Linked DNA regions of Homo sapiens: region 1 is linked to region 2. The links are chromatin loops, found by intact Hi-C in ENCODE. Cell type or tissue: B cell. All regions are shown on one strand. Links, peaks and the distances in the headings refer to the core of each region. The heading gives the core; the rest is flanking DNA. Region 1 overlaps POU6F2 (POU class 6 homeobox 2). Region 2 overlaps POU6F2 (POU class 6 homeobox 2).

What was found. Peaks named below come from ENCODE experiments on the same cell type or tissue, not always from the same donor. Only the 100,000 strongest peaks of a DNase experiment are listed, where the experiment ranks them.
Region 1: it touches region 2 in a loop (5-fold over the local background); 4 of 110 quality-filtered maps call a loop at or near these places.

What each region holds. Positions count from the first base shown.
Region 1 is chr7:39,410,365-39,418,702 of GRCh38, forward strand. All of the region lies in intron 6 of POU6F2 (POU class 6 homeobox 2), which reads left to right. It overlaps LOC105375238 (a long non-coding RNA gene), which reads right to left. Exons shown (of 3, transcript XR_927186.2): 3 at 5,916-6,000. Among named protein-coding and RNA genes, the nearest start is that of POU6F2-AS1, 8.2 kb to the left of the region's middle. RefSeq lists an enhancer at 4,127-4,256. In B cell, for the core only: no CTCF peak of the experiment used is centred there; a DNase peak (open chromatin) is centred at 4,167; H3K4me3 peaks cover 1,439 bases; H3K27ac peaks cover 448 bases; H3K27me3 peaks cover 464 bases.
Region 2 is chr7:39,350,451-39,358,788 of GRCh38, forward strand. The region is part of intron 5 of POU6F2 (POU class 6 homeobox 2); the gene reads left to right. Among named protein-coding and RNA genes, the nearest start is that of SNORA20B, 25 kb to the left of the region's middle. RefSeq lists enhancers at 2,972-3,549, 3,550-4,127. In B cell, for the core only: no CTCF peak of the experiment used is centred there; no DNase peak of the experiment used is centred there.

The DNA.
Region 1 (8,338 bases), core at 280-8,279, 60 kb after region 2:
CTAAAGTTATATAGTACCCAACTCCACTCTGAGGTGGGAAGGTAGCATGTGTCCTCCTGAAATTAGTAGTCATGAAATTGATCATGACTATGGCATTGCTGAGAAAAACATCCTAGTTCTCTTTGTTTACTGGATCTGGAAATCATGCAAGTGTGGCAGGTGGGCAATGGAACGGGTGCTAGCTGTGGACTTGTTTGAATTCCAGGTTGGCCCATAACTGGCTCTGTGACGTCGGGCAAATTACTTGAGCTCTCTGAGCCTCGGTTTTGCCAATTATAAAGTAAGGATAATAAAATCTAAGCTCCTAGGTTATGAAGATTAAATGAGATAATGTGTGGGGAAAGCCTACCACAGTGCCTGAGTACACAGGTATTCTCAGTAAATGATTGCATAATTATCATCATCATCATTGTTAAGAGTTTTGACTCATAGTTTCCGGAAAGCTATATTTGATCTGGACATGCAGCAAGAGGCAGTACAGTGTACAAGCAAAAAGAAAGAGTTCTGGAGCCAGACTGCCATCCACCAGCTGTGAGACTGGGCAGTTTCCTTATTCTGTGCTTCAATTTCTTCATCTGAAAAATGGAGATAATAGTAACACCGGGTCCTAGGACTAAAGTCCTGAGAATGGCATCAGGCACATAATCATCACTCAATAATGCTATCATCCAATAAATGCTACCTATTAATCAAGATGGTATGTGTTTTCAGTTCATAACTGTGCACAAAAACCCATGCTGAAGTCTGTGTATGTGTGAGGAGTTTGAGAATGTGAAAATCTTAGTAGTAGGACATTAAGTTATTTTAAGGAAATCTTACCCTTATCTTGGATAGTTCGGCAGGGAGGAGGGAAAATGTGAGTGTATATATGTGCTCTTAACACTTATTCAGTGGGTATGTTCAAGATTTGGCAAGTAGATTTACTATCGATTTGTTCAGCTATAGAATTGGCTTCCCTGGTGCCCCTGGCAATATCTCCTTATTGGCGTTATTGCAGAAAAGTAAAAGCAAATGAAATTTTATTATATACTGGTGCTAAAGAAAGCATTCTACATTTTAACTGAAGCTCAGAATGTTTCCTGATGAAATTAAGTCCTAGACCACTGTGAAATTTTCTTAAGTGGCAGCAAGTAAAGTCAAATGCGTTTGTCCTTAAAAAGCCAGTCAAGGGGGGGGAAGTCAACTAAACACTATTATTTCAATGTATTAAAAAGAAGGAAAAGTAAAGAGACTTACCTAGTCAGGTTACTCAAGAACGCACATACATATGACAGCTGAGCAGAGTTGGTTTGGTGAGATTTGGAAGGATTTTCTGGATCTGTGTAGGATAGGGGCTGCCTCCTAAAATGACCACAAGGCCGTGATGAAAGAAAAGCAATCAAATGGTTCTAACAGTAGCCTATGCATTATGACCTAGAGGATATGCCTTTGATTGTACAAAACCATTGATTGCCACTCAACTCTATTCAAAAGCTCTAGGCTGGAGAGGGGTGGATGGAGAGGCAGGAACACCACCAGCATCATAGATGGACACATCAACTGGAAGGCCATCCCAATGTCATCACTTTCAAACATGGTTAAAAATACGTATCTTAGAATTGAAGCAACATGACGTTCAGATGGAGATGTTGCTCTGGGTTGTAATAAGACAAATAACATCTCCAGAGAGCAAGAGAGTAGCTAAAAGAATGGACTTTTATTGGAACCCAAACACTGTCACTTCTTAGTTGTGTGGACCTTGGATATGTTATAAAACCTTTTTCTGGGCCTCTGTTTCCTCACCAGTAAAACAGGAATGATAGGCTTCTCACATATATTTGTTGCGGGGTTAAATGTGGTAGAAAAAGTGCTTGGCACAGTGCCTGATATATGCCATAAGCATTTAATAAATCATGGCTATTCTGTTAGGATGAAAAACCAGCAATTAACCCTGAACTGTGGGTTGCTAAAGTAATTAGCCCATCATTTAAATACATGAGAATCTTTTAAAGCAAATCACTGCAAAATAAATGAAAATAAAGTTGTAGTAAATGCAAATCTCAGCCAAAGGATTGAGATACAATGAATTTATTCAGTGAGTGTTGAGTCCCTCTCTAGGTTTTATTAGATCTGCCAAAAAGAACTAACAAAGCCATAGCTTAACACATTTGTAAAATTATTTTCAAACCCCATGGAAAAGAAATATGTGTAATTCTGACTATGTGACTAAATAAATGAGGTGCATTAGAAATATCCTGCCAAAGCCAGTTGATCAGGAGTTTAGGGAGATTCACATATATTACTTTATTTCATTTTAAACAATGAAACATGTTAAATGTATAGAAAATAATTTTTGCAAAACAATACAAAAGGCACTCTTGTTTAACCACCTAGATATTAACAATTTTTTCCGTATTAGCTTCAGTTTTCTTGCCTTTTTTTTTTTTTTTTTTTTTTTTTTTTTTTTTTTTTTTTTGAGACGGAGTCTTGCTTCTTGCCCAGGCTGGAGTGCAGTGGTGTGATCTTGGCTCACTGCAAGCTCCGCCTCCCAGGTGCATGCCATTCTCCTGCCTCATCCTCCCAAGTAGCTGGGACTACAGGTGCCTGCCACCACGCCTGGCTAATTTTTTTTTGTATTTTTTAGTAGAGACGGGGTTTCACCGTGTTAGCCAGGATGGTCTCGATCTGCTGACCTCGTGATCCGCCTGCCTCGGCCCCCCAAAGTGCTGGGATTACAGGCGTGAGCCACCGCGCCCGGCCTTCTTGCTTATTTTTAAAAGAAACAGAGGGATAGGAGCCGCGGGAAGCAGCCACAAAAAAAATAATTAATTAATTAATTTTAAAAAATTTTAAGAAAAAATAAGAAACAAAACATGACAGACACAGCTGAAACCGTAGCACCTTCTTCTCCCATTCCCAAGGTGATTACCATGATAAAATGAACACTTTCCATGCACGTTCTGCATTTTTACTCCAAAATATTCATTGAAGAAGCAAGATACGAAATAATATGTACAGAATAATACCATTTTTAAATACAAAAAAGGCAAAAGAATATATTGTTTCTATATTTTGAATAAGTAAGAATCAGACATGTTTTGTTGAAAATTCAGAGTTGGTGTCTGTATGTTTTCTCACAAATATTATGAACAGAGCAATCTATTCATATCACCTTGCTTAACTAATGGTTTTGGCCATCTTTCTTTTATAAGCCAAAAAAAAATCTGAAAAAGCTTGTATTGTCTCATTTGCAATGTCATTGTAGCAAATTTTATTTTAAAAGGTGTAAAAATTAAGTCACGTTGTGTGAACTATATACTTCAAGTAGCATTTTTTTTTAATCGAATAACATTTCTTAAATCAGCTCTTTCTAGAGACTGGGAAATATATATGTTCATGGGATTAGTAACATTATAGGAATTTTACCCTGACTTCATCTGAGTTATAAAGATAAAACAATAAACCTCAATCTTTCTACTAACATATCAAATTTCCCCTTAGAGCCCAGTTGAGAGCTTTAGTTCCTCATTTCAGGAGAAACAGTTGCATTAATGCCGTTTTTCCCTAAATGTGCGCTTCGGGAAAATAACGAGCCCCTCAAGATGCCCCACAAACGACGGTCCCCTGGTCCGAGGAGCCGGGCAGCGCCGCGCAGCCGTCTCGCGTGGGACCCACCCGCGGGCGGAGCCAGGCGGCAGGGCTGCCCCACCGAGCTTCACCCCAGCAACCCCTTTAACTTTCTTAACCCTGTATTCCCCAACCGAACACTTCCCAGAGTTCACGCTGGCAGAGCCCACTTCAAAAAATGCTGCAGGAAGCCATTCACACTCATTCCTATCCACGTTTTTAAAAATGCGAAATAGTGATTTAAATCAGAACAGAACCTCTTCCAATGGGGGTTTCCTTTGCAACCGGGGCTTCGCGGTGATTTCTGTGCTGTTTTGAGGGCACACACCTACATAACACGTTTGCAGAGATAAGGGATCTCAAACTGTTCCCAAAAGTCCCAGGGACTCGTAATATGCAAACCGAGGGCAAATGAACGTGGGAGGATCCGAGGCGCTCGCTGAAGGGGCTCTCCTGCAGTGCCCAGGCAGAGGGAGAGTGGAGGGGGCGGCTGTGGAGTGAAGGGCGGAAGTGCCCTCGCCGTCCTGAGGCCTGGGACCCTCTTGATGGTAAATGGCGCTGTTGAGCCCCGATGCGCAGGGACTCCGCGGGCGGCGGACTTGACAGGAAGCTTTGCTGCGGGGCGGCCCAGCTGCGGACGCGCGGGACGTCAGGGCCCCAGCAGAAGCGCCGGGCTGTGCGTCCTTAAGACTGCGGGTGCGGCCCCGCCCAAGGTCGCCCCGCCCTCCATCCTTCTACCCCGCCCCCCCACCACATTTCTGAAATGAAAGAGTTATCAATCGCTTTAGGGTTAACTTAAAGAACTGAAAGGAAAGCCCTCTCTGAACTCTTTCTTTCTACCCTCCTTCCCCAGCAAAACTCAGCAGTGCAGGCTGCCATGTACCATAAAATGGGTGTGCGGGAATGCACAGTGAGAAATCTAGTTTGCAGGATTCTCTCTGAAGATTGAGCTAGAGAGGACCAAGTTCTCTCTCACCTAAAGCAGAACTGGGATGCTGTCACTTTTCCCACTTCTGGCTGCTGCAGCGTTTTGTTTATCTTTTTAAATTTTTTGTTTGTTTTTGTTTTTTGAGACGGAGCTTCACTCTTGTTGCCTAGGCTGGAGTGCAATGGCATAATCTCGGCTCACTGCAACCTCCACCTCCTGGGTTCAAGCGATTCTCCTGCTTCAGCCTCCCGAGTAGCTGGGATTACAGGCGCACACCACCACGCCCAGCTAATTTTTGTATTTTTAGTAGAGACGGGTTTCACCATGTTGTCCAGGCTGGTCTAGAACTTCTGACCTCAGGCGATCCACCTGCCTCAGCCTCCCAAAATGCTGGGATTACAGGCGTGAGCCACCGCTCCTGCCCCATCTTTTTAATTTTTATCCATGAGTATTTCGTTTTCCTGGGAATTGGGAAACGTTTTCTTGTGGAGGCTCCTAAATCTAGTCTGTTGGCACATCCTGTCTGTCTAAAGGATAGGAGAGGACCAATTAACTAATGAAGCAACCTAAATAACAGCTATAATTCTAAACAGGTACTACGTAACAAGATGCCATTTACAAACAGCTCCCTCAGAGCTAGTCTGACATATTAGATCTTTCTTTCATGAGCATAGTTTACATTCCAATTAGTGCCCACTTATGGCAAAATACTGTAACGAATGTTCACATGACTTCTTACTGTGTGCAAAGCTCTTTAACTGGCTTAATTCTTAGAGGAGTGCTAGGCTTTAGCTGAATGTTCCTTTGGGCCAAGTGACTTCCAGAAAAGAACAATGAAAATAATATCTCCCATGCATTAAGCCTTCACCCTGGGGCTGGTATAATCTATAATCCTAACAGAGCAGTTCATGGTAGGTTTGACTATCTCAGCTGCACAAATGAGCAAATTCTCAAGACATCAAGGGTTAAGTGACTCCCTGGGATAACATCTTCTGGAAGTGGCAGAACTGAGATTTGCGTTCCAAGTCCATTCCCATCCTTCCATATCACCCTGATTTTCTCGGGTTCAGAGTCCTGGTTCATTTCCTGGCTGTTCCGCAGACATGTCACAAACTCCAGAACCTTCATTTCTCCATCTGCAAATGGCAATTGTAATTCTTGCTCTGTCAACCTCACAGATTTCTCTCGAAGGCATACACACACACACACACACACACACACACACACACACACACACACACTAGAAAACTGTAAAGAGATGTAAACCTTACCGAATAATTACAGGGTATTTTGATTGGTATTTTTACTATGATTATTTTTGCTAATCAAAGAAACCAGACAGGTAGTGTCAGGGAATTGTCTAAAGCAATGAGACATTCTTGAAAAGTCTGTATCAGATCTCCACTTCTTGCCAGAGAAAATCGCCTTAAGGTGTCCATAGGTGTCCTGGCTTCCAGTGAGGCAACCTAGCAATGAGGAAAGAAATGCATGGTGAGTGCTTCGTATGGGCACTCATCAAATGAGCCTTTCAGAGCTCAATAGAAAACCCTATCCCAGTGAATCTTCTGTTGTGCTGAAGATTGCAGCTGAAGATTGTTGTCCCACACAGCACAGTGATGTTAGAATTGGTTGAGCTCCTAATGTGGCAAGACCCCACACATTTCTAGATCCACCCAGAATGAGGTAAACCCTTCCAAAGAAAAAGAGAAATATCGAATGCTGTATTTTGAGTCTTCTTACTCTGTGGGATTGATAGAGCAAGAATTACAAGAATTCTTTTGAGTCTAAGACACCACTGATTTTAAATTACACTTAAAGTCATACCAGTGATTTTTGGAGAGGAGGAAAGAAAATACCACATTTAACAAGTATATCAATTGTTAGAAGTAGCCTAATTTCAAAAATGTTAAAAATGTAAAAAAAAAAAAGAAGTTATCATTGAAATGTTGTAATTAAGGGGGATACTATAATTGAGGAAATATGTTATTTATATCCTGAACCAATTCCAGTATCAATAAGACCATACAATGGGCTGTTGATGATGGCTCCTTTTTAGTATTTAACAAAAAGTCAGGGATGGGAGTGGAAGCCATTTATATCTCAGCTTTTCCAACTATAGAATGAAAATTAAACTTGATTTGAGTAGAAGGAGGGTGGACAAGAAAAGGAGGAAGTGCTGAATTTTGATTTAGCGTCCTAGAACAACATCAGTTCCTTCTGCAAACTATGTTTATAGTTAAGATGAGCATTATCGGAGAGGAGAAAACATTAAATTCACATGTGAGCGACATTAAACTTTCAAATAAACATTCAGTATATCATTTACCACACCATATGCCCAATAATGCACCCAACTTTCTTATTGGTCTGTGAGCTGTTGACATGATGAATACTCTTAAAGATGTCATCAACTCACAGAGCCAATAAGAAAGAAATGAGAAATAAATCAGAGTTAGGTAGGAATGGAAAAGTCACAACTTACAACAGTGAGAGGAGCCAGATTAAGTTCAAATGTAGGCCTTTGAATGACCCAATTGAATTTAGTGCACTAGCCATTACTCCAAATTGCCATTTGTCTCATCAACTAAGCTTTCCTACCTGTATAACTAACAATATAAATAGATCCTGAGAAGATGTCATCAGGTGGAGGGTTCAGAATACTACAGTGAAGTCAAGATGTGATGCAGCTTTATATTTGTAAGTAAATGCTATTAATCAAACAACACAAAGATACACAAACAGGAAAAAAAATGTTGCACACTCCCTAGATGAGATACTTGCCAATAGATACAATAAACCAATCTCCTTAGAGTAACAGAGATGGACAGTGCAAATGTCCATGTACTCACATGAAAGGTGGCCCAGGATAAAGAACATGGACTTTCAAATCAGACAAATCTGAATCCTGACTTCATCTGCAAGCAGCTCTGCCCCCGCTGGCAAGATATTTAATCTTCCTCAGCTAAAGTTATCTCTTCCATGAAATGACACTAATATATTCCTCTCAAGTTTGTTAGGAGGATTAGTATTAATAGCAATAATAAATTAATATGTTGCTGCCACTAATTGAGCACTATTTATGTGCCAAGCAGCTATTTATGTGCCAAGCACTTGATATATTACTTTTTCTTTACTACCACACACAATATGGTTTATTCCCATTATACAGATTAAGAAACTTCCAATATCACCCAACTAGAAATGGCTGGATTCAAACTCAGTTATGTCTAATAGAGATTGTTTTTAATCACTGTACTGTAATAATAATTTAAAGTATTTTGTTTTGTTCACTGCAGCTAGAACCAAATGGCTAGAACGGCATCTGGCACATAAAGACCATAAATACAGTAATAAAATCTGTGGCCTGAATGGAGTATTTCATATATGCTAATATGCTAGTCAATAAGCATTTTTGCATAAATTCATCATTTCATTTCATTCTCACAATGATTTTGCACTATCATCTCTAATTTACAGCTGAGGAACTGAAGGCTCAGAAAAGTTAAACAGGTCAGGCACGGTGGCTCACGCCTGTAATCCCAGCATTTTGGGAGGCTGAGGCAGGCAGATCACTTCAGGTCAGGAATTCGAGACCAGCCTGGCCAACATTGTGAAACCATGTCTCTACTAGAAACACAAAAATTAGCCAGGTATAGAGGCAGGCACCTGTAGTCCCAGCTACTTGGGAAGCTGAGGCAAGAGAATCACTTGAACCCAGGAGGCGGAGGTTGCAGTGAGCTGAGATCGCACCATTGCACTCCAGCCTGGGTGACAGAGTGAGACTCTGTCTCAAAAAAAAAAAAA
Region 2 (8,338 bases), core at 43-8,042:
ATCTTGAACTCCTGTCTAAGGTTTAAAAAAGGAATATTCCTTAGAGCAGTTCTCACCTCCAGTAGTCTGCACTCCATGGAAGGAATCTGACCAATCTAAGGCTAAAGCCAAGTGGTCTTTGGGACCAACCTGAGGCAGAAAGTTATGAAAGGCAGAAAGCAAAAATGGATGTTTTCCAAGCTCCCTGCATGCAATGATCACATTAAAGCCATTTGACACATCTTCAAGGCACAGCCTACATGTTATTTTCATTGCTAGTGAGCCTCTCAAGTGAAAAAGTGAGTATCTTCATACCAGAAAGGAAGACCTGCATGTAATCAAATATTTTCAGGGCCACTGGGCCTTGCCTGGCAGGTGACTGTCTCTCCCTCTTCTTGTCTCACCCAAGCCACACCATCTTCAAACAGCTGAGACCACGCCTGCGCTCCTACAGCCATATTTTGTTCAATTCCTTTGTATTCTTTTCCAAGAGAAGATTTTCCAAGTTTACAGCAGTGGTTCCCAATGTTGGCTGTACGCTGGGAACACCTGAGGAGTTTGTTTGCTTGTTTGTTTGTTGTTTGAAGATACCAATGCCCTGGGGCCCACCCAAGGATTCTAATGGAACCGCGGTGGGCACCAGCATTTTTTAAACTTTCCAGGAGACTCCGTGTGTGCAGCCAGCTTTGAGGACAACTATGTATGATCTTGTAAATAGGCTGCCAGTTATTCATTTATAAAGAACAAAATCCTACCCTTTGTTTATGCAAAATGCTTTTTGCCGTAAGTATTGATTGCATGAGTCAGCACTGACTTTATTTTATGATATAATAAGACTGGGTCTTCATTTCCAAAAAGGATGAGCCAGCATCATTTGTGCTCTACCCCTCCCCAGATTCACAGCCCATCAGGAAAGGAAAACAACCCTGTCTGTGCTTTGTCAGCCACCTGGGCCCCTCCCAGACTCTGGAGTTGAATTATTAGCCCGATATCTGCAGAAAAAGTTCAAACCTGGTGATTCCTATTTGATATTTAAAATATAATAGGGAAAGTAAATAATCCTTTTCATAATCTTTAACATCTTCTCAAAACAAGAACAATTGCTACTGATTGAGAGCCCATTAGATGCCCCACTGCTGCTAGATGTTGTCTCATCTAGTTTATAGTAGGGCTTTTCAAACTTTTATTTGCATATGGATCCACCTGAAATGCTGGTAAATGTAGATTCTGATCCAGAGCCCACCCCAGATGCTGCATTTCTAACCAGCTCCAGGAATGCTGATGCAGCGGGTTGCTCACCTTGAATGGTAAAGTGCTACTCAATGGACCCACCACCCTCCTGCCCCAGTACCACCAGCTCCATTTCACACATGAGGACGTTAGGTGTGAGGACTTGTAAGAAGTGAGATTTAAACTCAGATCTATCTGATGTCAAAACCTCACCCACTGCGCAAATCTGCCTCTTGTTAGTCTTTTCTCATGGTGGGAGTTTCCTCCTTCTAAAGTGATGTTATTTAAATTACATGACTCCTGGAGTCATGGAGGTAGATAGCACTGTTGGAGGAAAGACTCTCATTTGCCCACCTCTCTGACCTTTCTTGTAGCTTACATCTTTCTCATAGCTCCTGATCTAAATCTTGATTGATTATTGCTCAGCAATCAGTAACTCTAAGCTTGGGGTTGAGGACAAGTCTGTTCTTTTTGTTTAGTAAATATACTAGTTTTGTTGAAGCCATTTCTACAAAACTGAAACACCAGTGCAGCGATTAAAGTGGTCTGTGGCCACTAACTAAATTAGAGCTGAGATAGCTAACAGAAACCCTGTGAGAAGTCAGAGGGTCTTATGATAATTTGTAGGCCCCAAATCACCTTGCTATAGGACTGTGAAGATCACACATACCTGTCCCCACTGTCTTTCATGCAGCAATCACAGTGCATTTGAGATTGCCTGCCTCAGTGAGGGGAGGCGGCAGCTTCTCCTAACACCATAGCTTCAACACTCTTTTTCGAGAGCAAAACACAAGATACATGCAAAACAGTAACAAAATGATCCTTAAAATGTAGAGGCCATACACAGAATCAGACTGTGGTTCTTTTTACCTGATTTCAGATCCTGTAGTGGTGGTTCGGAGAAATTCCTTAACCTCTTAAGGGGGCAGGGGTGCAGGAGAACTGTGTACAAAATGACATTCATAGTAAGCATACTCCAGTGATATGTTTGTTTTCAGAAATAGTCACTCCTGTTTGAATGGGGAATTTACTTTATAATAATTGGAAGTGCTGCCATCATTGCAAGACAATGGTTTCCTTTTTTTTCAATTTTCATTTTTATTTTATATTTGGGGGTACATGTGCAGGTTTGTTACAAAGGTATATCACAAGGTGCTGAGGTTTGGGCTTCTATTGCTTCCATCACCCAGGTAATGAACATAGTGCCCAAAAAAAGGAACTTTTGCAGCCCCTGCCCCTTCCTACCCAGCCACCTTTGGAAGCCACTAGAGTCTCATGTTCCCCCCATCTTTTATGTCCCTGTGTCCCCAAGATTTAGCTCCCACCTGTAAGTGAGAACATGGAATATAAAAACACGTTTTCTTGACAAAATGGAAGAAATGTCTTCAAAAACACCTGCCCTTTCAAAGGTCTTGGCCTGACTTTGCATTTCCTGCAAGGAGGCAGGTGGACCTAGGAACCCAGGCACAGCTGGACCTTTGTCCAATGTCTGCCTGCCCCAGATTGGACGGGCAGGTCCTGCTGATGATGGGCTTTGGGAAGAAATCTCATTCACACTTTCATCTTCAAAGAACAGAAACCTACCGGAACTTGTACAAATATCAGCCTAAGGATGCATACATGAATGCATGGGTTGACCTAAAAGAAAACAAATTGGGAAAATAAACTCTTATGTCCTGCCAACCCCCACCCAATATGTATATAGTTGTCTCCTTGCACTAAAGGGTTAAACTATTATGTACATGTGAACGACAAATCCTCATAGTCACTTACATGTATTTTCAATATTTGTATGTATGCATACTTGCGTTTGCTTAATATATACGTATGCATGGATTTATTTAAAATGCTTTAAAATTTATTTAAAATCATCTAAGGGATTCTGTAAAGCATCCACTTATGGGGTGATCCATGTAGTTTGGGCAAATCAGTGGAATGGGGAAACATGACATTGTCTAGGGCTTTTCTTCCTTTCTTTTCCTGCCTGGGACGTTTTGAGAGAATGACTAAGCAGTGCTGGAGATTATGAATTTGCTTAAGTGTGAATGGCTGATTGCCCAGCAGGAGGCCCGGCCCTCCCCAAAGGTGATGGACTGGGGCTGCAGGTCTTCACACTTGATGCCTGGATTTGACTCGGAAAGTCTGCCAAGTCTTTTACTCGGAAATTTATCTTAATTAGATCTGAAAGACCTGCCACAGCAGAATAGTCACACCGATTAAAATGAAAAACAGGAGAAATTACTGATCAAATTAATCATAATGTCGGGTTACAGCTGTAGGTCTGATGTAATTTGCCACTCCAGTGAGTTACATCGGCCCAGGCCCGGGAAAGGAAGCTGGCTTTACGCTGATCCGTAACACCCGCCCGCTCCAGGCGGCCCGGCAGGAGGCTGATTCCATTCATTTTTCCTGGCTTGCTCTGACCTCCCTGCTGCAACTGGAAACAAATCAGGCACCAAACAAATGGGAGGTGGGGGGAACAGGGAGGGTAAACAAGAAATATTTTCTTTTCCAAGAGACTGTACTATTGTACTATTTCAAAATGGTGAGCTTTTTAATCTCAGCCGGGCGGGCCTGGGGCCCTGTGCTTGTTTGGCTTTGTGCTTTTGTTTTTTCCATTTAACCTCCTTTTAGTTTTACGTGTGGTGACCTGACATTGATTAGATGCAGAGTGGGAATCAAAAGGTCAGAGGACAAAACCTTTAGCTCTGAGCAATAGGAAAAAACCTTTAGAAAAATCTCCTTGCCAACATGGTTCTTCAACTAGGACATGGATTGAAATAATCTAAAGTGTCACAAGAGAGGAAGAAGAAACCTAGGCTGTGAGATCTGATTGTTCCAACATAGATATGGTCCTGGTGTTCTAATGTTTAGATAAACACCACTTTATACCATACCATGTGTTCAGGGTTGATGTGGACGGCGTATAGTATTTTTTAAAGAAAACACATCAGAGTCTAGATCCTTTTCATTGTATCTCCTTGAATCTCACTGTAGTTAATTCTTATCTCCCCATTAGAGATTCAAAGGAGACCCTAAAACACAAAGAAGGAGACCCAGTCTAGCCATTTCATTAGGAATTCTCAGAAGTTAGAATTTAGGAGGAATGTAAGACTTCTTGCTAACTATTTCTGCTTTATCAGGAAACTAGATAAAGAGAGTTCAGCCTTTCCTGAAGGAAATCATCTTAAAACAGAGATTATTGGAAAGGAGCAGGGAGAGGAGGTGTTCTTCCCAATCAATAGTTATCAGTTGCCTTTGGAGCAGTAAGAGCTCTCTTCTTGACCATATGATAGGTTGCCTAAATCCCATTTATTCATCACTGGGCCAGATGTTTATACTCTCTGCCCCCAGTCTGACAAGGCTCTCCCTCCCACCAGGAATGAATCTGGCACATTTTTAAAATGAGGATCCCTTGAACCAAGGAATAGGAAGACAGGCAGTCATGGAAACAGGCTGGCCCTGGCACTCAAGAGGCTGTGCCTTGGACCTTTCTAGGGATCCTTGTGAAGGATTAGGTGGGACCATGTGCCCAGATTGGGGAAGGGCATGGTGTTTTTCATGACATTGTGAGTGATTGCTAAATTGGTTTAGTAGTTTGTAACTAGCATTTTTAAAAGAAAATAATAAAAAGGAGTAGAAAATGCCAGAGCACAGAAAGGCTACAAATTTTTTTAAGGACACTTTCCTTTAAGTGATATACAAATGAACATATATAGTTACATGTTGAGAGATAGATCTAATTGTACATATATATTTTGTATGTATATATGTGTTGGCCTGAGATGTAAAATGTGTTTCTTCTTATGAGACAAGATCAGAAGAATTTGAAAAACCCTAGCCTGAAAGACCCAGCTTTTCAGGTAGACAGAGATGGGATTTCTTAGGTGTATAGCAGGCCAGGAAGCAGGTATATCAGTATCCCAACATATTGCATGTGATATGAGCCCCTAAACACCAAACACCCTTCCCAACAGTCAAAAAGAACGAAAAAGAAATGCCCACCACCCAGCCCCCCAGCCTTCGCCCACACACACGTATCTTCCAGGGAACTTCAAGTTTCAACATTATACCACTGCCTATGTGGTTGAAAACACACAGCAGATTAGTGGTTTAACAAGCCTATTAAAATGAGAGACTAAGTAATATATTAAAAGCTGACAAGTAGTCCCACCAAAAATGAGTAGATAATTCTAAAGAGAAAGTGAAAGGGAAAGAGAAACAGTGGGAAGGAAGCACAGAACCCCACAGGGATTAATTGGCTAATTTAGGCCCCTGGAAGCTGTGTCCCTCAGGAAGGTGCAAGTCGAAGGCCAGGTCCACAGGCCCCTGGTCAGAGAAGTCAGGGGCTGTCGAGCTTCACATCCAAAGTACCTGGAACTTTTCTCACTTTTCCCACCTACTCTGGCCCCAAGGCAGAGCTATCACCATCTTCCCTAACTTGGTCTTTCTACTTCTGTTTTCTCTCTAATCCACTTTGCAAACCACTGTCAAGTTAATCTTCCTAAAAGAACATTTAGTTTATATCACCTCCATGCTCAAACCCTCTGCTGGCCTGTTTAGCCTGGACACTCTGGCCCTACTCATCACCCCATCCTCCAACTCCCTCTGCCACATTCACCCTGGCCTCCCACCATGCCCAGATGTGCCTGACACAATCCCTCCCTCGCTTTGCTGGTCCATGCCCCTTGCCTGGAATGTCCCGTCTTCTCATCACTGACCCCTCATGGCTCACTTCACTTCCTGCTCCTTCCATGAAGTGCCCACAGTGGCCCAGCCCTCAACAATCACTTTCCTGAACTCGTATATTGGGCACTTAGCATTTGCTCTTTAAGTCTTTTTCTTTTATTTTCATCTTTTTTATGAACAATTTATTATCTCATTTGAATTATAAGCCCCTTAAGAACAGACACAATGTCTCACACCTCTGTGTATCCCAGGGCTGTCAATAATTGTTGTATGTGACGATTTCTGATTTAACAATTATTCATGTCACAAATATGTAAGTGCCTGTGATCAGACTGTCTTAAATTTCTTTGCAAAATTTCTTGACGAAGATAACGATGACTAATGAAAGAAGAGCTATTTATTGTTATAATTAGAACCATGCTTGGCACATCATAAGAACTATAAAAGCCTTAGATGCTACGATGACTCCTTTGAAATTGTTTCAACCCCATCCTTCTCTGCATTATCTTCACAGTGGGTTTTGGGAAATGGGGGCTTGATTTAAATGCTTTAAATCAGTTTATTTTATCTGGGAAGAAATGTACATCAAAGTAAGGACCATCATTTTCTAATTAATCTGTTTCCTTTTCCCTACCATCTCAATAACACATGGTAGTTCTTGCTATTCAGAATATAATAGGCAAAGAAGCAGGTCTTGTTAATACTTTATAGATCTGATTGATCCGTGGGTTAAATCATGTTACCCAAAGCATAAACATATTATAAAGAAGATAGGGAGACCCAAAGAAAATGAAAATGGATCTCCTACCTTGAGTGCACCTCACACCCCACTATTGGATGCCTGGGACTCTCACATGACACAGCCTGGCTGCTTCAAACCCCACTGCAAGAGCAGGCAAACACACATGGAATCTCCCAGTATGAAAACAAGGATCCAGTTTAAAAAACAAAAACACTGCTGGGCACTTAACATATGCCAGGCACTGTCCTAGGTGTTTTGGGTATGTTTTTCTACGAATGCCATGCAATTACTTATGAAAGCGAGGAAACTAGGGTTCAGAGGAAGCTGGTAACTCATCAAAAGTCCCACAGTTTGTAAGAGGTGGAGCTGGAGTTTGAGCCCCGGTCTGACCCCAAGGGATCCTCCCACCTCCTTTTAACCGGGGTAGTCTCTGTGCAAGTCTACCATCCAGGTAATCCCTAACATTTCATTCTCAGGACTGTTCTGGCTTGGAGGATAAATTATTGGGCCTTTTACCCCAAGCCCATCACCATGCCACCTCCAACATTTTTCCAAACTGCCACCTGATTTCACTTGGCTTGATGCCACAAAAGCTAAGAAGTTTGGATGACTTCTAAATTTAATAAGAAGATGGAAAAAGTAATTCTTATAAATGTATCATGTTCTCTCTAGAGCCAAAAATGCCATGTTATGAAAAGGTTTGCAGGTGGCACGGAGGGGAAGGGGCAAAGGGTTTCATAAACAAGGGTGGGGGCTTCAGAGTACGAATTGCTCTAGCGCCCCCTCTGGTGGCCTCTGAGGGTGCTTCAGAGCAGTCATGATTCCCAGATTGGCCACATATCAAAACCACCTGCAGAGATTTCTTCTCAGATGAATTTTGAGAGAAAGAGAGAGAGTGAGCTAGGAGAATTGGACCTGTAGATCAAAAGACACAGCACCAATCTCATTATGTGAGCCTTATTTAGATTACAATTCAAGCAAACTGTAAAAAAGAAAAAGCATGACATTTATGAGACAATTGGAAGTATGACCACTGACTGGATATCTGATGATACGAAAGAATTATTTTTAATATTTTTTGGTGTGATAGTGATAGGTAGTTTTTTTTTAACAGTAGCTTTTGAAGATACCTACAGAAATACAAATGAAATGATGGCATGCCCTAGGATTTTTTTCTAAAATGATATTGAAGGAAAAAGAATAATGTGGGTGGACGTGTTTGGGTGGGGTACAGATGAAAGAATATTGGCCATGAGTTGATAATTATTGCAGCTGGCTGATGGGTCCATGTGACCTAATTATACTATTGTGTCTTACTTAGATGTATTTAAAATTCCTCATAAGAAAAAATTAAATAAAAAAGTTTTAATCAGATGGGGACTCTTTAATAACACAAATTCTCCTCGCCCAACCCAGTAACTGCAAAATCAGAATGTCCTGGATGCAGCCAGTGATTCTGATGATCAGCAGGGTTTAAGAACTACTGCTCTATAAAGTTGTAAACAATTTATTAATAAAGAGATGTTATTTAAGGCTCAAGGGCAATACACAAACAAATGGTTAATGGGTTGAGCTATAGCATTGTGAGAAACTGGGGTTTTTAACAGAAAGATTGAGTAACTGAAGATGATTGTTCATTAATATCAGTTAATATTTCCTCAGTGATTCTCTTGAAGAGTAGAGGAGTCGGATCAGGTG